Linked DNA regions of Homo sapiens: region 2 is linked to region 1. Evidence: chromatin loops called from intact Hi-C (ENCODE). Cell type or tissue: CD4-positive, alpha-beta T cell. All regions are shown on one strand. Links, peaks and the distances in the headings refer to the core of each region. The heading gives the core; the rest is flanking DNA. Region 1 holds the start of E2F6 (E2F transcription factor 6). Region 2 has its middle 20 kb from the start of PDIA6.

Evidence for each region. A loop is a pair of places that touch in the nucleus more often than their neighbours do. Peaks named below come from ENCODE experiments on the same cell type or tissue, not always from the same donor. Only the 100,000 strongest peaks of a DNase experiment are listed, where the experiment ranks them.
Region 2: it touches region 1 in a loop (3-fold over the local background); 3 of 110 quality-filtered maps call a loop at or near these places.

What each region holds. Positions count from the first base shown.
Region 1 is chr2:11,461,442-11,472,588 of GRCh38, forward strand. E2F6 (E2F transcription factor 6) reads right to left here and starts at 4,720. Exons shown (of 7, transcript NM_198256.4): 1 at 4,331-4,720. The coding sequence starts at 4,438. RefSeq lists enhancers at 3,914-4,471, 4,472-5,028, 5,456-5,535. In CD4-positive, alpha-beta T cell, for the core only: no CTCF peak of the experiment used is centred there; a DNase peak (open chromatin) is centred at 4,690; H3K4me3 peaks cover 1,834 bases.
Region 2 is chr2:10,827,382-10,838,528 of GRCh38, forward strand. It overlaps a transcript of PDIA6 not described here. Among named protein-coding and RNA genes, the nearest start is that of PDIA6, 20 kb to the left of the region's middle. RefSeq lists enhancers at 3,749-4,249, 7,884-8,384. In CD4-positive, alpha-beta T cell, for the core only: CTCF peaks have their summits at 5,119 (motif pointing right), 5,319, 8,120 (motif pointing right) and 8,325; DNase peaks (open chromatin) are centred at 5,130 and 8,100; H3K27me3 peaks cover 939 bases.

The sequences.
Region 1 (11,147 bases), core at 1,401-9,400:
CCTGGGTTCAAGTGATTCTTCTGCCTCAGCCTCCCGAGTAGCTGGGATTACAGGCGCACGTCACCAAGCCTGGCTAATTTTTTGTATTTTTAGTAGAAACGGGGTTTCACCACATTAGCCAGGCTGGTCTCGAAATCCGGACCTCAGGTGATCCACCCGCCTCAGCCTCCCGAAGTGCTGGGATTACAGGCATGAGCCACCATGACTGGCCAAGAGTTCAACTTCCATTGTAATTTGGCCAGTTACATGATGAAGGCTTGTGTTTGATTTTCAGCAATTTCAGCCCCATGGCTACAGGATAGAAGATTCTAACCCAGGGCACACTTAGAAACTTTTAGGTCATTTATGTGGAACTCCAGCCATGAAACTGAATCCCTGAGCTCATCCTTTTCTTTCATCACTTTGTCCAAAGACAATAGGAGCAACCAACCAATGTCATTATAATCCTTGTTTTCCCAAAAATATTTGAAAATATCACATATAGCGTCACTAAATTCTTTGCCTCTTATAAGCAGTGAATTAGAATAAAAAGGCATTTATTTTGCATATCTATAAACAGTTTGTGTCATGGACTTCCAGTGCTCTCTCTACTATTAGAAGTAGAGCTCTTGGCATTTTTAGATTCTAATCAGATTAAAGAATCAATTCCAAAAACCCCAATTAAGGAAACTCATCTTTAATATTCTGTTTCCCAGAACCATTCCTGGTACCAAAATCTGTGTTAGTATTGGTCTGTCTCTCTGGAGAGCCCTGACCAATAGAGTAATAAATTCAATTCTGGATATAGAGTAGTCCACCCTTATCCCTGGGAGCTACATTCCAAGACCCCCAGTGGATGCCTAAAACCGCAAACAGTACCAATCTCTATATATACTATTTTTTCGTATACATACATACATGTGATAACATTTAATTTATAGATCGGGCATAGTAAGAGATTAACAGCTAATAATAAAATACAACAATTATAGCAATAAACTACAATGAAAGTTATGTGAATGTGGTCTCTCTCTCAAAATATCTTATACTGTAGATCTTAGCGACCTCAGAATAAGATTTTTTTTCTTTCCTTACTAAGTCAAGAACTTAGATCTTTTCACTTAAAGGAAGCACTTCATCAATTCTCTTCAGCATACTGGAAGCACTACTGGAAGCATACTGGAAGCACTACTTTTGTGCTTTGGGGCCATTACTGAGAAAATAAGGGCTACTTAACACAAGCACCGTGACAGTTGGTCTGAGAATCAAGAAACAGCTACTAAGCGACTAAGGGCAGGGCGCAGTGACAGCATGGGAACTCTGGACAAAGGAAGATTCAGGTGCTGGGTGGTACTGGACAGCTCAAGATTTCATGACACTACTGAGAATGGCAAGCAGTTTAAAACTAATGAATTATTTCTGGAATTTTCATTTTAATAGTTTGGGGGACCACAGGTTAACTGAAATAAAGAAAAGTGAAACCTCAGATGAGAGGGGACTAATAGGAGTTTGAAACCTAAGTAGGAAGGTCTAGTAGACAGCTGGAAAACCCTGAAGGAGATTTATAGATTTGGGAATTATGACATGGTAACTGAAAATACCAGAACTGTATGTCTAAGATTTCAAGGGATGTATCTGCTGATACTACATGCAAACTAAGTGGTTTTTCCACAGTGAGCTTAGAGTTTTTATCACGTTCTCAAATATTAAGACCACCAATACAGATGGTACCAATATACAGCTGACCCTCAAACAACACAGGTTTGAATTGTGTGGGTCCACTTAGAGACCAATTTTCTTTACCCGCTGCCACCCCTTAGAGAGCAAAACCAGCTCCTCCTCTTACTCTTGTTCATCAGCCCACTTAGTGTGAAGACAAGGATGAAGACCTTTACGATGACCTAATTCCCCCGAAGGAGTAGGATTTTCTCTTATTTATGATTTTCTTAATAACATTTTCTTTTCTTTAGCTACTTTACTATAAGAAAACAGTAACTAATACATATAAATACAAAATATGTGTCAATTAACTGTTTACGGTATCAGTAAGGCTTCCAGCAAACAGTAAAGTTTTGGGGGAATCAAAGTTATATTCAGATTTTGAATTTCATGGGATTTGGTGCCCCAATCCCTGAGTCGTTCAATGATCAAATGTAGATGGTAACAGAAGTCATGGGAGGAGTGAATGAACTCCCCTAAGAAGAATGTGTAGAGACGGTAGAAGAGAACCCTGAATAATACCAACATGTGGCCAGCTGCAGAGGCTCACGCCTGTAATCCCAGCACTTTGGGGAGCTGAGGTGAGAGGACTGCTTGAGCCCAGGAGTTCAAGACCAGCCTGGGCCCCATAGGAAGACTCCCATCTCTAAAAATAAAAATAATTAGCCAGGTGTGGTGGCATGTGCCTGTGGTCTCAGCTACTTGGGAGTTGGAGGCAGAAGGATCACTTGAGCCTGGGAGGTAAGGCTGCAGTGAGCCATGATGTGCCACTGCACTCCAGCCAGGGTGACAGAGTGAGATCCTGCACCGGGGGGGGGGACAAAAACAAAAACAGAAAAACAAATCAACATGAAGGAATGGGAAGAGGATGAGGACAAGGAGAAGCCAGAGAAGCAGATGGAGCATCAAACGTCAAGGAAGCTCAAGGGAGGGTTTCTAACACGAGTGTTGTAGTCAAAACTACAACAGCTGCTGGAATTGACGAGCTTGTCGGTGACCTTGGTTAGAATGGTCTTACAAGTGTGCTTAGGATAGGGGTCCCCAGCAGTGGGTTGGCTGGTAATAAGAGGCCATCAAGTGGAAACAGTGAGTGTAAATAACCTTTTCAAGAAGTTTAGCTGTGAAAGCACTTTGGGAGGCTGAGGCGGGTGGATCACGAGGTCAGGAGATTGAGACCATCCTGGCTTACACGGTGAAACCCCATCTCTACTAAAAATACAAAAAAAAATTAGCCGTGCGTGGTGGCGGGTGCCTGTAGTCCCAGCTACTCAGGAGGCTGAGGCAGGAAAATGGCGTGAACTCGGGAGGCGGAGCTTGCAGTGAACCGAGATCAGGCCACTGCACTCCAGCCTGGGTGACAGAGCAAGACTTCGTCACCAAAAAAAAAAAAAAAAAAAAAAAGTTTAGCTGTGAAGAGGAAGAGAGACAGTAGATGGGAGGGGATATGGAATCAAGGGAGAGATCTTTTAAGATGGGGATGGATTTAGAATGCGGTTTTAGTAGTCAAGAATTTATCATCTGGAGTTAGACATTTGGAGCTTCAACCCAAGTTTCTACACTTATTATCCAGCCACAGGCAAGCCGGCGTTACATGCATCTCCAAGTCTGTTTTGGCAACCGTGAAACAAGAATAATAATCTTTTAGTATTATAAAACACTGCTGTGAGAAATGAGAAATTAAATGAGGCAATAATCACAAACTATTTGGTAGGGGAACCAGGCATAATGACTTGGGAAAATGTTTAATTACTACTAGTTATAGAAAGAAAGCAGCAGAGAAATTGAAAATACGGGGAGAGGTCGGGCTCGGTGGATCACCTGAGGTCGTCAGGAGTTCGAGACCAGCCTGGCCAACACGGCGAAATCCCGTCTCTACTAAAAATACAAAATTAGCTGGGTGTGGTGGCGCATGCCTGTGATCCCAGCTACATGGGAGGCTGAAGCAGGAGAATCTCTTGAACCTGGGAGGTGGGGGTTGCAGTGAGCTGAGATTGCGCCATTGCACTCCAGCCTGGGGAACAAAAGTAAAACTCAATCTCAAAAAAAAAAAAAAAAAAGAAAAAAAAGAAAGAAAAGAAAAAGAAAATGCATTTGTTGAGGGCCCTGATAACCGCGGGGAATACAGCATCTGGTCCTGAACAAGAGAAGAAATCAGCCTTTGCAGGAAAGGGAGCCAAATTTCCTAACCATTTTCTCTGTCAAACAGGTGGGGAGATAATTTGATGAATGGGAGCTGTGGCGTGGGAAATATAAAGCGTGGACAAGGTTTTAAACGGCTGCAGTAGAGCAGAAGGATGGGAGAGGAGGCAGAAAAACAAATGATAGGTTGCAGAGATACAGCTAGAGTCCATAGAAGGAGATAAACATGGACTCTCTAATGCAAAGTTGAGCAATTTTCTCCAACAGTGCTCTGAAGTTCCGATGTAAAAGCCTAGAAGACTGATACCACGTCTGTGAGCAGATGCTGAAAGCAGAAGGCGGGAGAGCGCAGTTCGCAGCACGTGATGGGCAGCGCCTGGCCCAGGGGGAGCAGACGACCCAGACGACGGCCAGCGGGGTTGGCGGCGGCGCGGGGAGGAGGGGGCCGGATTTGGGAGACCACCGCCCGTCCCCGTCCCGTCCCGGAGCTTACCAGCAGGCCCTCCACGTTGATGGGGTCTCGGCACCGACGGCGAACCGTCTCCTCCGTCGGGTCCAGGAGGAGACTGGGTAACTTCCTCGCCGGCCGCTGCTGACTCATGCTGCCCGGCCGGGCGTCCTGCTCCCCTCGCACCCCACGAGCTCTCCCGCCCTCTCGCGCTCAGCTCGAGCACCGCCCCCCACGCGCCGATTTCCAAGGGCCCAGCACCTAAGGGGTCCGCGGCTTCCTCCGAGGCGCCGCCCGGCTAGGCCGTCCCGCCCGCCAGTAAACGCGGCACGGCCTCACGTGCCCGGGAGCTCCCGACGCAGACGGAAAAAGAGGAGGGAGACCCGCGGATCTCAAGTCGCCCGGCCCGCCATCTTCCCGCATGCGCAGTACACCGCCCCCCTCTGCGCATGCCCGCCGCTGCCGGAGCGCTCCCACGCACCGATCCTCTCCCGGCGGCTGCCGCCCGGGAAACCCGGACCGCGGAATCCACGGAGAGGCTGGCAAAGGAAAAGGAAGAGGTGGAGCCGAATTCCAGAGGAAGGGAACAGGGGTGAGAGAAAAGAGGCAACCGGGAAAACCCAGCGGTCGCCTGGAATTCTCGACGGTGATAACTGAAAGTTCTGAGGTGATAACTGAAAGTTCTGAGCCGCAGAGATGTTCATTTATTCCTTTTTTTTATTTTAATTTTTTTTTTGGTCGCCCAGGCTGGAGTGCAGTGGCGTGGTCAGGGCTCACTGCAGCCTTGAATTCCCGGGCTCAAGCGATCCTCCACCTCAGCCTCCCAAGTAGCTGGGACTACATGCGCGCGCCACTGTGCCTGGCTAATTTTTAATTTTAATTTTAGTAGAGACAGGGTCTCAGTATATTGCCCCGGCTGGTCCTGAACTCTGGGGCTCAAGCCGTCCTCCCACCTTGGCCTCTCAAGTGCTGGGATTATAGGCGTGAGCTACCACACCCAGCCTTCATTTATTCGTGAGCTCTGTTAGCGCATCTTACAGGCAGGTCAGTGTTGATGCTTAGTAAATGTGAGCAACCACACCATTGTGGAATCGTTTTACCTCTGCCTGCCCGCCTGCCTGCCTGCCTGCCTTCCTTCCTTCCTTCCTTCCTTCCTTCCTTCCTCCTTCCTGTTTGACGAATGAGTTATCGTTGACCTATAGTGTCAGATATTGGGGTGGGCACAGGCGATACTTATTCGTTTGAATATGCCACGGGTTCAACCTCCAATTTCAGTGGGGACAGATAAGTAAACAGAGCATGTTAATTTAGCTGGAGCCAGAAGGTGTGTTTTCAAGTCCTGGCTGCCTCTACGTATAAACTAGAAGACCTTATTAAGCCAGTTACTTAATCTGTCTGTGCCTCAGTTTCCTTATTTGGAAAATGCAAATAATGACAATACTTACCTGATAAGGTTGTTGTGAGGATTAAATGGATTAATGGATACAGGTTGCTGTGATTAGAACAGAGGCCAGCACATGTTTGAAATAAAAAGGCAACACACCGTGGTATGTACAGAGTTGGAGGGAAACAACTGGTTAGACTGGGGGTTTCTACACAGCCTGAGGTGGGCGAGGTGAGGCAGGGAAAAATCCCCGAAGAAGCTGGTTCCCCACTAGACTGTGAGGTCAGAGGCCTTCTCTAATCTTTTTTTTTTTTTTTCTGTCACCCAGGCTGGAGGGCAGTGTCACGGTCATAATTCACTGTAGCGTCAAACTCCTGGCCTCAAGTGATCTCCCAGCTAAGACTCCCAAGTAGCTGAGAGTACAGGTGCATGCCACCATGCCTGGCTAATTTTTTTTTATGTTTTATTTTATTTTATTTTTTGAACTCCTTACCTTAAGCAATCCTCCTGCCTCAGCCTCCCAAGGTGCTGGAGTTATAGGCGTGAGACACCCATGCCTGGCTTCTAATCTTTGTATCTCTATCATCTAGCAAAGTGTCTGGCAAATAAAACATGCTCTATTAATGTTTGCTAAATAAACGATGAGAAAAAAAGAGAACGTAGCGGAGGTCTCGAGAAGACTGCATATTGTTGCAGAATGGAGAATTTCCCAGAGCCGTTAGAAATGGCCATTTGAAGGCATTTATTCAGCATCTGCTATGTGTTTGGCATTCCACATGCATTTGCTTATGTAAATCTCATATCAAAACTGAAAGATAGGTATTTTTCTGCCCAATTTGCAGATCAGCAAAATTAAGATCAGCAGGATTACAAAAATTTACTCAAGGTCCTAGTAGGCAGTGGTAGAGGCAGGCTTTGACTCCACAACTGATTAATTAATTTGGCATTCAGATCTTTAGGAAGATTCTTCAAGGACGACTAGATTCTCTACAACCAGAGTTGGGGTTGGGCAAGTAAAGGTGGGGTGTGGATCAGGACGGAGTAGCAAGTGGTCCAGGCTAAAGAAAGAGCATGAGCACAGAGCTGGGGAGAGTCGGGGAAATGGCACAATCCTCACACTTATTGTGCCTGTGACCTGGCTTTTCCCCAAGACATAATCTTTTGCACATTTTTTTTTTTGAAGCATCTCTCATGGGCCAAGCAGTAGGGTAGGTGTTGAGGGAAGAACTGAATCTGATGGGGCCTTACCTTGTGTTCCAGGGGCTACTAGCCTGGGGGAGATACATAAGCAGAAAGCATAAGTACTAAATTAGAGTGTGTCTAACACACAATAGCAGCACAGCAGAGGAAGAAAAAATAATAACTGAATTAGTTGTAAACTACAGGTGCTTTTCCACATCTGCCTGTGAGGCAGCTATTTCAAGAATACTTTATAGAAGGCCGGGCATGGTGGCTCACACCTATAATCTCAGCACTTTGGGAGGCTGAGGCAGGAGGCTCACTTGATTGAGGTCAGGAGTTTGAGACCAGCCTGACCATCATGGCGCAACCCTGTCTCTTCTATAAATACAAAAATTAGCCGGGCGTGGTGGCAGGCGACTGTAATCCCAGCTACTAAGGAGGCTGAGGCAAGAGAATCGCTTGAACTTGGGAGGTAGAGGTTGCAGTGAGCTAAGATCATGCCACTGCACTCCAGCCTGGGTGACACAGCAAGACCCTGTCTCAAAAAAAAAAAAAAAAAAAAAATATATATATATATATATATATATGAGGGTACAGAGGCTCAGAGAAGTTTGTTCCAGGTTGGGTACTCAAATACCAGGACTTTGGCCACTACATCCTTGGCTTTGTCCACCATGGCCTTACATTGATATACAGTCACAGTTCTGAGCACAGAAATTCTGGTATTTCCCAGTTCCAGCCCTGTTTTTGTGTATGCTTCCTGGGGCAAAATGGTGCTAGGGCAGAATGGGGCATGGGCTTTGGGACTTTCAAGTTAGGGCTGAAGACTATACTTCCCAGGGATCATTTTTAAAGTTAGGGCTGAAATATTAGGCCAACTGCACAGGTGTGCTTGAGCAATCCTGAAAGCCCTCATCTGTCAGAAGATATTTTACTTCCCTTCTACTTGAAAATGTCCTCTCCAGAGGTCCGTGAGGAAATGACCATATCCACTAGGGCTTTCTGTGATGATGGAAATGTTCCACATTGTTCCATATGGTGGCCACTGCCCCATGTGGCCACTGGCACCTGAAATAAGGCTGGTGTGTCTGAGGAAGTGAATTTCAATTTAATTTAATTTAATATAATTTGTAATTTAAATAGCCACATAAGTAGTTGCTACCATATTGGATAGCCCAGGCAAAGAAACTAAAATTGTAGATATCATTGAGTCCAGTTGCTATGGTCAGAAGGTTTGTGTTCCCTCAAAATTCACATGTTGAAACCTAATCTCCAATGTGATCATATTCGGACATGGGGCCTTTGGGAGGTGATTAGGTCGTGAGGAAAGATTGCCCAGGAGTGGGATTAGTGCCTAAGCCAAAGGGAAGAGCCAAGCTGAGAACCGCATCATGCAAACCTGCCTCCCATTCTGTTCCTAAATAAGATAGCTACAACGTTAAAAAGCTACATGCTTCCTCCACATTTTCCCCACAGGAAATTCCCTGTGGGCCCCAAGATCTTTACCCTAAAATAGTTCTGTTGAATTTCACCCGGACAATGTAGATTGACAGCTTATCTTCATAGGTATGGACAGGACATAGACAAAGGACAGAACTCAGTCATCCCTCTGCTCACCTGAGACAAATGCATAGCTGATGGCCTCCTCTGCCATGTTTATTTTGTCTTATGTAAAAGTGCAGATTCACTGAGCTAGGTGAATGCATAAGTGACTATTCCTCTACCCGCCTCTTCTGTGTGAACGGCTGATCAAAGTCTCAAAAGAATGCAACCACTTAGCTCTTATCTATCAACACCTTTTAAAAATTTCTTCCCCCTTCCCCAATATCTGCCCTTTCCCCTTTAAATATTGAAGCCCTCAAAATCATCTTCAGAGAAAGGTATAGACCTGTCTCTTAGGCATTGTCCTTAACCTTGGCAAAATAAACCTCTAAATTGATTGAGACCCGTCTCAGATACTTTTTGGTTTATGATGACCATCTGTATTAGTCAGGGTTTTCTAGAGGGACAGAACTAATAGGATAGATTTATATATGAGGGGAAGTTTACTAAAGAGTGTTGACTCACACAATCACAAGGTGAAGTCCCACAATAGGCCGTTTGCAAGCTAAGGAGCAAGGAAGCCAGTCCAAGTCCCAAAACCTCAAAAGTAGGGAAGCCAACAGTACAGCCTTCAGTCTGTGGTTGAAGATCCAAGAGTCCCAAAGCTGGAGAACTTGGAGTCTGATGTTCAAGGACAGGAAGCATCCAGCATGGGAGAAAGATGGAGGCCAGAACACTCAGCCAGTCTAGTCTTTCCATGTTCTCCTGCCTGCATTTTATTCTGGCCACACTGGCAGCTGGTTAGCTGGTGCCCACCCAGATTGAGAGTGGGTCTGCCTTTCCCAGTCCACTGACTCAAATGTTAATCTCCTTTGGCAGCACCCTCACAGACACACACCAGGAACAATACTTTGCATACTTTGTGGCTATTTAAATTAATTGCATCCAATTAAGTTGATGCTCAATATTAACCATCACATTATCTATGAACCAGGAAGCAAAGTGGACCTTCACTGGACACTGAATCTGCCAGTGCCTTGATTTTAGACTTCCCAGCCTCCAGAACTGTGAGTTTCTGTTGTTTATAAGCCCACTCAGTTCACAGTGTTCTGTTATAGTAGCCTGAACAGACTAAGACACCAGTGGTATTCTAAGCGTGGTCTGTGGACCTCAGCATTGCCATCACCTGCAAGCTCATTAAAAATACAAATTCTCTGGTCCTGTGCAGATCTACTGAATCAGAAACTGAAGGTTTGGGTGTACTCTGCAAGGCACTGGCCCAGTCCAACTCCTTATTTTCCAGATAAGGAAACTGCCCCCTGCCCCCTCTTCTGATACCCCTATATTACAGCCAAGTTAACTTTTCTAATGCAGTGTTTTGGGATTGAGGGCTTAGAACAAATACCAAAGGGCACCACTTGTCTCAGTCATTTTATGCCACTATAATAGAATACATTGGCTCACAGTCTGGAGGCTGCGAAGTTCAAGATCAAGATGCTAGCATCTGGTGAGGGCCTTCTTGCTGCATCATCACACTTACTGCTTCATCACATGAACATCTCCCATTGGGCCCCACTTCCCAGCACTGTTGCATTGGAGATTAAGTTTCCAACACATGAATTCTGGGGGGCACATTCAAACTATAGCATCATTGTAACCTAATATTTGCTAGATGTTCTAACTCTCTATCTATACCTCTCGCTCCAGCATAGGCATTCTTAGATCTTACAGATTGTTCTGATAGGTAAAGGTGGATGGGGTGATGGTGCAGAGAATGTAGGAAGAGGAGTCAAACTGGAGGCAAGAAGAACGGTTAGGATGCTGCCATAGTCACCGAACAAATAGCCAAACTGTGTTGGGGCTGTGAAAATGGAGAGGGAATAGACTCAAGAGAGGGAAACATAGAAAGAACAGAGTTTGGAGGCTGTTTGGATTCGAGGGAATCCATTGGCCTGACAATGGCAATTTGGGTGCTTGAAGTTTAGGCATGGATCATTCAGGGAGCGTGAGTGAAGCAACGTGGGGCAAAACCAGAGGATGGAACCCAGAGGAACACCCAAATTTAAAGGCCTAGGCCAGGCATGGTGGCTCACGCCTGTAATCCCAGCACTTGGGGAATGCTGACAGGGATGAGATGCAGACAGCTAATGGAGGAGGGGATGGGAGATGAGAGAAAGGACCCCACCTCCCAAGTGACGGGAGGAGGGGAGAAAAGTGTGAGGACAGATGCAGGTTAATTTGTAAGGTACTTTGGCAGGAAGTTGAGGGAATTCTTATTCTGTGAGGGAGGAGCAAAGGTCATTGGCTGACAGTAAGGTGAGAGGGTAGAATTGGAGATTTGAGAGACAGCAGGTGCTCAGCACATATTTATGGATGGGCAGATGGATGGGGAACAGTAGAGGAGACTGACTTGGGAAACATGACAAGATTGTGGGGCCTCACCAGAGATTATCTGTGCCTGTCTGTGGCTATCTCACAGGATCTCTAAGTACACATCCTCCCATGATAACTGGAGTAGGGAGAGGCACTTGTGAAGCATGGCAGAGGAGAAAGAGTGACAGCAAGGATTGTTCCCCATCAGTTTTCTGTAATATGTAATAGTCTGGGTCCTAGAACCTTAGAGCAGGAAGAGATATTGAGTATACCCTCTTACTTTACAGGGGAGGTGTAGTAGTCTGCTCTCACAGTGCTATAAAGAAATACCAGAGACTGGGTAATTTATAAAGAAAGGAGGTTTGATTGGCCCATGGTGGC
Region 2 (11,147 bases), core at 1,024-9,023, 630 kb before region 1:
TTTATCATCTGTCTTCACTAGGATGAAGCCTCCATGAGGGAACAGAGGAGAACCTTCCTATGTGCTGGCAACATCTGTCTACAACAGTGTCTGCCACATACTAATAAAGTTTAGTGATTGAAAATTTAATGAAAGTGTAGGTTTTCAGAAGAAATATAAGGGCTGGATGTGGTGGCTCACACTTGTAATTCCAGCACTTTGGGAGGCTGAGGTGAGCAGATCACTTGAGGCCAGGAGTTCAAGACCAGCCTGGCCAACATGGTGAAACCTCGTCTCTACTAAAAATACAAAAATTAGTGGGATATGGAGGCACACACCTGTAATCCCAGCTACTCAGGTGGCTGAGGCAGGAGAATTACTTGAATCTGGGAGGCACAGGTTGCAGTGAGCCGAGATCACGCCACTGCACTCCAGCCTGGGTGACAGAGTACGACTCTGTCTCAAAAAAAAAAAAATTTTTTTTTTCTTGCAATTCTTTAGAACTAGAGTAAAAAAAAAGTTTGTGAAAGTTTAATCTTTTTATTTTTATTTTTTTAATGCAATGTAATAAAATTAATAGACTTCATTTAGTCTATTAGAGCAGTTTTAGGTTTACAGCAAAGTTGAGGGGGACAGTGAATTCCCCATAAAACCCCTCCCCCTGCCACACACACAGCCTTCCCCACTATCAACATCCCACACCGCAGCAGCCCGCATGTTTGTTACAATGAACCTACATTGACACCTCATTATCCCCCAGAGCCCACAGTTTACATTAGGGTTCACACTTGGTGTTGTGCATTCTATGGGTCTGGACAGATGGAGATGACACACATCTACTCTTATAGTATCAGACACAGTAGTTTCACTGTCCTAAAAATCCTCTGTGCTCCAACTATTCATTCCAACCTACCCCCAATTTGCTTTATCTGTATATCAATTTTTCAATTAAAATGTATCAGAAATTCAATGGGCAGGAAGTAGTTTCAGAGGGTGAGGAAGAGAAATAACAGGCTGCCGTTTGTCATTTCCCCTTTAAGAAGTGCAGAGTGTCGAGGCCATGGGCACAGCCTGGAGCACCCTGTTCCAGTAGGGTGTGTGCCCCCTCCACCCAGGCCCACGACCCTGAGACCAGAGGAATGCGAGGGTCTGTCTCCCGCCCTCCTTGCACCACCAGGGCCCAGGGCACTCTTCCGCCCATGCAGATGGCAGCTGGGACGAAGGGGCAGCACAGTGCCAGTCTCCTGCTAGCCTGTGCGGGGCAGGCGACACTGGGCATGGTGCAGCCTTGCTGTCTCAGTGTCCCCTACCAGCCCCCTTTGGATCATGTCTGATTCTTCTGAGGACAGGCGCTGCGAATAAAACACCTCTGAGAATTTGGGGCACAAATGTGCTACACTGGAAACCCCTGCTTTGGAGGGGGCACAAAGCCAAATGACCCCTGGCTCTGGCCCCCGGGTCACAAGTGCATGGATGTGTTCGGAAATTCCCAGGGGCACTCCGGAAGCCTGGGATGCATGACCAGCAAAGCAGGGCTTCCTCCTTGCCTGCTAGGGTGCCCGCTTCATTCACTCCAGATGCTGGTGTGGTCTGGGGACAGCTGATGTATCATCACGTTAACAGTGTTATCCCCCACCCCGTCTTCAGTGACCCAGGTCACCCTCTCTTCTGGGGTGCTGTCCAGGCACTTTCCAGGATTGCACTGGCTTCAACAGGTCTTCGTGCCCTTCTCATTCCCCAAGAGAGAATCTGCTTACCCGGTGTTGTGAAAAGGGCGATATCTGGCCTGAGCTTTTGGAGAGGCTCTGGGCTGGGAGAAGGGTTTGTGTCATGCCCACCTCCTCAGCTGTTTGTTCCCCTGATGTCCTCTCTCCCAGGGTCTCTTTTGGGCCACTCATACCCAGAATCCTGGCTCATGGACACCTCCCGCCCCCAGGCAGCTCCCAGCGCTGTTGGCTTCTTCAGCTTCAGGAGCACCCGTGCCTCACAGCCCTGTCCCCTCTCTTAGTTGAGCAGGTGGGCTCTGCCCTGCTTCTCCAGACTCTCATTTTCCTCCTTCCATTGCCTGCTATTGCCTATAATTTGGCCAAAAGCCATAATAACCAAGGGTGTTGACTTTTTGCTCTCCAATCAAAAGATCCTGTCCTTACCAGGAACTGCCCTTGTTAGAAGGCACGGTGTTGGGGGGTGGAGATTAGAAACAATTTTTCTGCCTTTCACTGAGTCAATCACCAAATCCTGCCAAATTTGAAACCTAAGTGGCATGTTCTCCTCTCCACACAAATCCTAGTTCAGGTCCCAGAATTTCTGGCCTGGGCTATTGCAACAGCCTCTTTTTTTAATTATTATTTTTAATTTTTTGTGGGTACATAGTAGGTGTACATATTGACACTGTACGTGATTACATTTCCAATCTCTTTTGGAGGTGAGCTCTGAAGTCCATCCCTGGATTCCTCTAAGGATGAGAAGTCGGGTCAAACAGTCCCTCTGACCACCTAAAAGTGGCATAAATCAAACCTCAGCTTCTCCGTGGCGGCACTGTGAAGTCCACATGCCTTCGCGAGGTGGCAGGGCTTGTCCTCTGTGCTCCCGCCATGCCCAAGTTCTTCAAGCGTGTTGCATGGAAGACTTTGCTCTCTGGCTGTCTCTGCCTAGGATGCTTCTCTGCCCCCCACTACCTTGGCTGACACTCAACCCTTAAGCCATGGCAGCCCTTCTAGGAAGCTTCCTCACCCCAGGCCCTGGGAGGTAGAGGGGCCGCTCCTGCTCCACACTGCCTCCTTGCACCCGCATGTAGAAGCAGTGCCTGTGTCTGCCCCTCCAGTGTGGGTGCGCAGCTTCAAGACAGGGGCCAGGACTGGGCTGTGTCCCAGCTCCTAGCACGGCCTGGGAAAATGAATGAATGAATGTTGGAATGAATGAACGCATCCGTGAATAATATGCTGTGGACCTCCGTGCCTATCAGTTCTCCATTTGTTTTGGCTGAATGCTTGTGTTTGAACTGGTGGAACTCAGTGAGTTTGCAAGCCTGCCTGGTTCTGGCCAGAGGGTCAAGGTTCTCTCGGGCACCTTTTCCTGCGGGCACAGCTATGGGGCAGGAGTGCGTCTGCAGGGACATGGGGTGGCACCCAGAGCCTTTGCAGGAAGCAGCAGGGCCTTTCCTCCCTGGCGGCCTGGGGAGTGCAGCCAAGGGACAAAAGAGGATTCTAAGTTGTTTTCTGGAGCTCACTCTCTCAAAAATAAAATCCAAAACCCAGCCCATGAGGGCAAAGCAATTTTGTAGGAGATACTTAAGTCTTCAGTTAAAGTGAGAAATTAGTTCAAGGAAATAGGGAGAATGTGGCCTCAGACTTAGAGCTGAACTGAACTGCCCCTCCAGGCCCTCGGGTCACCCCCTGCGCGGGCGTGGCTGTGCCCCTGGACACACGGGGACTCCACCTGCGCAGAGTGGGCTGGAGCTGAGGTCTGCCTGGTGCCACCCCCGCCGGCTGGTGGCTCAGGAGGCACACGGGGCACTTCTGTGGTCTCCTTGGGCGCTTGGCCACGTCAGCTTTTCAGAACATTCAGTTCCTCCCCACTTAGCCTCTCTGTCTCCCTCCTAGGGAGAAATGAGCTCCCTCCTGCACCGGCCCAGCCCCTCACTGTCCCTGAGCCACAGGGGCTGGCGGGGAGGGCCCTTGTGGGAGCGCAGCGGACTCCGCTCTGCTTCCAGCCGCTGGTGAGACCCCCCTTCTCTCTTTCCGGGATTCCTTGACTGCAGTGGGTTTGGGTTGGCCTCACCCTTGGCACTTGGAGCCGCAGATGAGTCTACTGTGATAGGGCGGGCGTTGATGAGCGCTGTGACCACTTGCCCCCACCTACTTAGCCTTCCCCTTGACCCCGTGGCCAGGGCTGTGGCGCTGCCCTCCTCCCGGGCCCGTGCACATTGTAGTCTACGGCACTCTCTTGACTCGGGGAAACGCAGGCTGGCTTGTTTCTGAGGGTGGCCCCCACCTGACAAAACTGCTCAGCTCACTAAGAATCAGCGGCACTGGTCACATTACTTCTCCGGCTCCTTCTCCCTGTAAGCCTCTTCTGGCATGGTGGCTGGAGCCCTCCCTTGCAGCTGCTAAGACTGCGTTTCACCCGGCAGCCCCACATCCTGGGGCAGGGGCAGGTCATCGGTCAGACCTCTGGGTAGCCTGAATGGGAGGTGTCGTCAGCTGCTGATTTGGGTGCAATAAGCAGCTTTCAGATCCAGCTACGATGTGCCCCTCGCCTCCACACCCTGCCTGGCAGACACAAGTAATCTGCTCACTGGACAGGATTGGCCTTCACTGAACACGAGTTAATTGATACCAACGTCTCCTTCATCGCGTGATTGTGTGTCTGACAGATTCTAGGGCCTGACAGGATGCAGTTTCCAAGCGGAACCCAGCTCCCGGCCGTAGTCATCCTCCTCCTCCCAGCCACCTTCCTGGACCCCTGCTGTCCTGCCTTGGGCAGCCAGTCATGGGGTGTGAATGTCCTCTCCTTCCTCTCCCCTCAAACCTCTCTCTCCTCATGTGCCAGGCTCTCTGCTGGGCGCTGAGGGCAGAGGCGGGCAAGCCAGGGTCCCCTGGAGCTATGATGGTGCCACTGCACTCCAGCCTGGGTGACAGAGCAAGACCCTGTCTCAAAAAAAAAAAAAAAAAAAAAGAGGAGAGAATTCATTTCAACAGATATTTACTGAGCACCTATGATATTCCAGGCACAATTCGAGGTGGTGGAATATGGCGGGGAGTGAAATAGACAACAATCCTGCCAGCAATGTTGAACTGGAACACACCCACCCAGCATCCCAACCCCAGGCACATACTCACCCCACGGGCGTGTGAATTCACCGAAAGGCAGGCTTAAGAATGCTCACAACAGCAGAACTGGCCAGATCCCAAACTGCAAACCGCCCAAATGCCCATCAGCAGTGGAAGGATAAATTGTGTTCTGCTCACACAGTGCAATGCAGTGCAGCCGTGAGAATGAGCAAACTGCAGCTGCAGATATCCTCGCCATCTACGCCTCACAAACACCACCTGGTGGGATTCTATTAATTCCTGTTTGAAGCACGAGGCCAGGAGACCTAACCTTGCAGCGGGCACCCTCGGTTGAGTAGTGACAGGAAGTGACCGCAAGGGGGCGCTCTGCCCTTGCTCTGCGCAGGCTGCTGCGGGGATGCGTGTGGGATTTGAGCTGTGCGCTCAGGACTCGTGCGCTTTTCTCTGTATGTGCTGTACTTAGATACAATATTTACACTAAAAAATCGGGGCTGTGGTGGACCGAAGGGCCCAGGCTCAGGCCCTGGGCTGGCTGAATCCTGCAGTCAGCATCTCCCGCCTCGGTCTTCCTTCCAGGAGGTCGGGTCCAGGGCAGAAGAGGGCGACCCCAGATGAGGCATCTCCTGAGGGGAGGGGCAGCTGGCTTGGAGGCCAGGCTGTGGCTTGCCACAGGAACAGGGTAAGGAGGCGGTGAGGATCACCTGGGCCCCCAGGGACATTTGGCGGACGCAGAAAAGGCAAGGTCGAGGCCAGCGCTGGTCCCACCCCCCGCCCCCCCAGCCACTGAGACCCGCAGAAGCCGGGACTCTGGAGGCTCCCAGAACTCCAGCCCTCTGGGGTCACTCTCCTTAAAAGGCCAAGTGATGGGTGGGAGGGAGCTCACAGATGATATTGGGGCATGGAGAAAGGCCAGGAGTCCCCATTTCCCAGAGGCAGAGCAGTCAGAAAGCATCCCCTCCCCTGCCTGGACAGGTGTCCATGTAGAGCCCAGGCTCTGTGTCAGGGACAGCCCCGCTCCCTCGACAGGCCAGTTCCGCGGAAGGGGCCCATGTCTGTGTGGCCTCTAGTCTCACTTTGGCCAGGCTGGCTCCTGCCCTCGGGCAGGCCCAGGATCTGGGGTCTTTTTCCCTGTCCGGTCCCTCTCCTCTCCCCTCCTCCGGCTCCCGCAGTTGTTAATCATCCTTTCCCGTTTGGAATTTCCCGATCAGCAGGCCTGGGAGGCAGCTTTCTCAGGCCCCCACTTTGCTGCTGTGTCTCTGAGCTTGGTGTGTCCCCACCCCCTCTGGGGGTTTTCAGTCCATCACCACAGTGGGGTAATAAGCCTCACAGCCAAGGGGAGTGGCCCCCAGAACCTCAAAAACCCACAGCGGGCTCATTCCCTGACTTCTGCCAGGTAGAGGCGGCTGGGCCCTCTCCTCAGAACATGTTTGAGCCCCTTCTCAGAAGTTTCCAGAGTGCCAGTATGGTTGGCACCAGCCTTGTAAGCCCCTATGAATAGAGACACATCCCTCTTATACCCATACACAGATTGGAACTCCCGGAGGCAGGGCCTGGATTCCAGGGCATGTACTTGCTGTATAGTGGGCTCTGCAGGGAGATGTATGAAGTTAAGTGGATGTGGACATCGAGCCTGGAAAGGTTAAATGACATCCCCAGGGCTGGAAGCCATCAAGTGTCTGGAAGTGGAGCTTGGAGCTCGAGGTGCCAAGACCCTGAAGTGGCAGCCAGTGTCTGGTTATTGGAAGCCCCAGACGCTTGTTTAGAGAAATCTTTGCCTCCTCCCAGGTCCCACCAGTGCTCTCTGTGTTTCTCTTATCTTTGGATGTTGCCACACGGAAGCGGAATTCTAAAATAATTTCCTCTCCCTTCCCCCATCCCCAGACTTCTGAAGAAGATTTAAACTGGGCATTAGGTGTTTTCTAAATACTGTTGCAAAGTCCCAACAGCTTCTACAGTGAGAGCAACGCAGATCTGGGGAAAGATCCCAGTGAATTTGTATCTTTCTTTGGGGTCTCAGCAGCAATTGCATGATTTCAAAAGGAGGCAGTGCCTCACTCTCCTTTCAGGCTGCGCTTCTGAGCAGAGACAAAAAAGGGAACCTCTCAGGCTGGATCAAAGGCGAGCCTCTTTCTATGTGGGCCACGGATGCTGCCTGCAGCAGTGTGCTTTGGAGAGAAAGACCCTCTCTGTGGAGAGGGAACATTCTGGACACGTGTGCCCTTCTCCTGTGAGGCTTCCCTCCCTCCCTGGGGCTGGCCACCCTCCCTCCCTCCTTCCACGGAGGCCTGGCCTCTCTGTGGCACTGCCCCTCACCCCTCTGGGCTGCAGTGACTCCCAGAGGTGGGATCTCATTGGTCCCTGAGCGCCTGGCAGGACTGACAGGGTGCTTAGTAAACCCTTGTGGCCTGGATGCAGGCCGAGGCTCCTGTGGCCTGGGAGGGTCCAGGTCCTTCTTTGTTATGAACACTAAGAGGCAGGTCTCCTCCCTTCCCTGCCTCAGACACACAAGGGACACTTGATGTGTTTGTGGAGTGAACTAATTTCTCTCCCTCCCTCCCTCCCTCCCTCCCTTCCTTCCCTCCTTCCTTCCTTCCTTCCTTCCTTCCTTCCTTCCTTCCTTCCGTTCTTTCTTTTGACAGAGTCTGCTCTGTTGCCCAGGATGGAGTGCAGTGGTGTGATCTTAGCTCACCGCAACCTCCGCCTCCCAAGTTCAAGAGATTCTCTTGCCTCAGCCTCCTTAGTAGCTGGGATTACAGGCACGCACCACCATGTCCGGCTAATTTTTTGTATTTTTAGTAGAGACAGGGTTTCACCATGTTGGCCAGGCTGGTCTCGAACTCCTGATCTCAAGCGATCCACCTGCCTCAGCCTCCCAAAGTGCTGGGATTACAGGCATGAGCCACTGTGCCTGGCGTAGAGTGAACTAATTTCATAGCGTGGGTTGATGAACATGAACAGGTGGGGCGGGCCTACAGCAAGGAGCAGCACCAGCGCCTGTGTGTGTACTGTGGCCGCTGCTCGGCCCCGGGCGGTGCACTTTACCTGAACCGTCCTTCCAGGCCTCCCAAGCCATCTGCAGGAAGTGCTGTTTCCATCCCAGGCCTGAGATGGTGGAAAGGCTGGGGACTCCAGGGACACAGGGCTGGCAGGCGGGTGAGGTGGGCAAGTACCCCCGGCAGTCGGGCTCCGGAGCCCGCCTTCTTGACCAGGCCGCTGGCAGTGAGCCAGCCGGGTTCCGTTTCCATCGCGGGCCTTATCCGGGGCGTATTCCTTCCAGGTGCGGCCTCCGGGGAAGCCCAGTCCCCAGCCTGGAGGTGACGAGGCCGGCGCACCCACCAGGGGTCGCTGCAGGCAAGAGCTGGAGGCCTGAAGGCAGGTGGGGCCCAGGGAGCCGGCCCGGCACACTCGGATACACAGCTTTAGGTGTGCCAGATCGGGACGATGTTTTAATAAAAGTAAAGCAGACATCTCCGACCCACGAGGAAACCCAGCCTGGGTTTGGATCCACCTCTGAGCTCCACCTTCACTCAGCTGCCAAATGGGGACAGTGGCTGTGGCCCTGTCTCCCTCATGGGACCGCCAGGGGATCCTATGAAATCACAATACTTAGAGAGGGGGCCGGGCGCGGTGGCTCACGCCTGTAACCCAGCACTTTAGGAGACCGAGGCGGGCGGATCATTTGAGGTCAGGAGTTCGAGACCTGCCTGGGCAACATAGTGAAATCCCGTCTCTACTAAAAATACAATAATTAGCTGGGCGTGGTGGCGGGCGCCTGTAATCCCAGCTACTCGGGAGGCTGAGTCAAGAGAATCACTTGAACCCGGGAAGCAGAGTTTGTAGTGAGCCAAGATCGAGCCACACTGCACTCCATCCTGGACAACAGGGCAAGACTCTGTCTCAAAAAAAAAAAAATACTTTCAGACCGTGGAGTACCTTGGTGCCTGAGATGATCCTATTGGCCTCACTAGGTGCCCGTGGGGGTGCCACCACCAGTGATGAAGGGGAAGGGAGATCAACCCCTACTTTTCCGAGGGTCTTTCCCATGTAAGAAATACAAGCTGAATCTTCCTGAAATTCAGCCACAGATCCCACACTCCCTTAAGGCACACTCAGGTCCTACGATGGCCTGCTGCAGACACTGGCAACGTCAGGCCTGGAGCATCCTTGTCTAGGATGGGTCTGGGGCTTTGGGCTCTGTGGTGTTATTTTATTATTTATTTATTTATTTATGTATCTATTTTTAGAGACGGAGTCTCACAAAGTTGCCCAGGCTGATCTCGAATTCCTGAACTCAAGCAGTCAGCCCGCTGTGGCCTCTCAAAGTGCTGAGATTAAAGGCATGAGCCACTGTGCCCGGCCTTCTGTGGTTTTAAATGAAACTTTTGCAGGCTTTTTTTTTTTTTTAATTAAGAGATCATTCGCATGCCATAGAATTCACTCTTTTAAATTGTCCAATTTGGTTGTTTTTAGCGTATTCACAAGTTTGTGTAACCCCCCCAGCAATTCCAGAACACTTCATCAGTCACCTCAAAAAGAAACCTGTGCCAATCTTCCCCTTCGCTTACCCCTGGCAACCACTGATCTACTTAACCTTTTCTTTATATTGTGTCTTTTCATTGCCGCTTGTGTTCTATGGGGATTAAAAAAAAATAGATGGCTTACTTCATGTGAGCAAGAAGGGACCTGTGTCTCAGGGTAGCAGACAGGGTTATGGGGACTCCTTGGGGTTAGAACGTGGGGTCCCATGCCTCAACCCTCTCTGATGAGCTGTGTGAGCACAGAGGAATGAGAACATCTTTCTGGCTTTTTGTCTTCTCATTCTGTTTCATTCTCATTCATGATGGTTAACAGTGATGATACTTGTCCCACTTACAGCAAGGAAATCCCACGTCTCCTAAACAACAGAACCCCAAATCTGCCTGGGCTTGATGCTGGGAGGAGAAGCTTCCAGGGGCAGCAGGATCAAGGAGCTGGCTCTGTCCCTGCCTCTGTTCTCACTGTCACCCCTCTCTGTTTCCCATGAGTGCGGCCCCCAGCAAGCTGGGCCTGTGTGCTGCTCCCATGGCGGCCACGGCCCCCTTACCCAGGACACCACCAGCCCAGCAGGGAGGGGCTGACGTCCTCACAAAGACTTACTAAATATTCAAGGAGGCGACGGGGAAAAGAGAGCACGAAACACAGCATTTAGTTCCCTGAAGAATTAGAAGCAGTTTGCAAAGATGCACTCAATATGACAAGATTAAAAAACATACGTGAGGAAATCAGAGAGGAATAAAAATGAGGGGGAGAAAAAAATAAGATGAAGCCAGGGAGAGGTTGGTATGGAAACTCCAGATGGTGATTTAAGGAGCACTTATGCAGCACACTTACCACGATCCGAGCGCCGTGCAAGTATCATCAACTCATTTGATCCTCGGGACACTTTGGAGGCAGGGGCTGTGATTATCCTCATTTTGCAGTCAGAAAAGCCCAGGCACAGAATTGCAGCTTGTTCAGGGGCTCCAAGCTTCTAGGTGGCAGAGCTGGGTCTCAAGCCTGGGCAGCCTGGTGTGCAAGTTCATGCCACCCCTGCTGCTTTTTCATGATATCACATGAACGCACTGGGGGTGGGCAGGGGAGCCCGGGCATGAGCAGAATAAGCAGGGAATATCTTTGTCATCTTGGATCTTGTTCCAGAAATCATAGGTATTTTGCATTTTTCCCCATGATGTTTCTATATTTGTGCAAGTGTGTTGAAAATTAGGTTGTGTGTGTGTGTGTGTGTGTGTGTGCGCGCGCACGCAGGCACTCTGTCTGAGCTTCAGCTGAGGCCCTGAGGGGTTCTGAAGAAAGCACAAGGTGTCAGGTAGCCCATCTCTGCCTGGGCGGTTGAGAGCTGTTCTACCAGCATGGGCCCTCACCCACTCCAGGGAGAATAAGGCAGGGTGAGAGTTTGGGGAGCTTGAGGAGGCTGGTGCAGGGACTGCTCTGGAGAGGCTGCCTGTGCACTAGTCTCTCCCAAGTCTGGGGGAGGCATTTGAGGGAACTGTCTGGATAGTTGTGTGTGTCTTTGGAATTGGAGGGACCCAGGGACTGGTGTCTGAGCCCCTAGAAAATTCTCGTGATGAGAGAATGTTGGCTAAAAGGCTGGCGTTGGGCGCTTCCTTCATTCATTCATTCATATGACCCTCAACAAACATTTACTGAATGTTTGATTGTGTGTTCTAGGTGCCAGGGATGCACCTGTGGACCACACAGATTGCCCCGTGACCTTACATTCTAGTAATGAGGGTAACAGCTTCAGAGGGACCCTGCCCATGAGTTGGGGGCAAGGGGCCTGCAGGTGAGGAGTGGGCTGCAGCGGGCTCTGATTGGGCAGCTGGAAGAGGGCCCGGG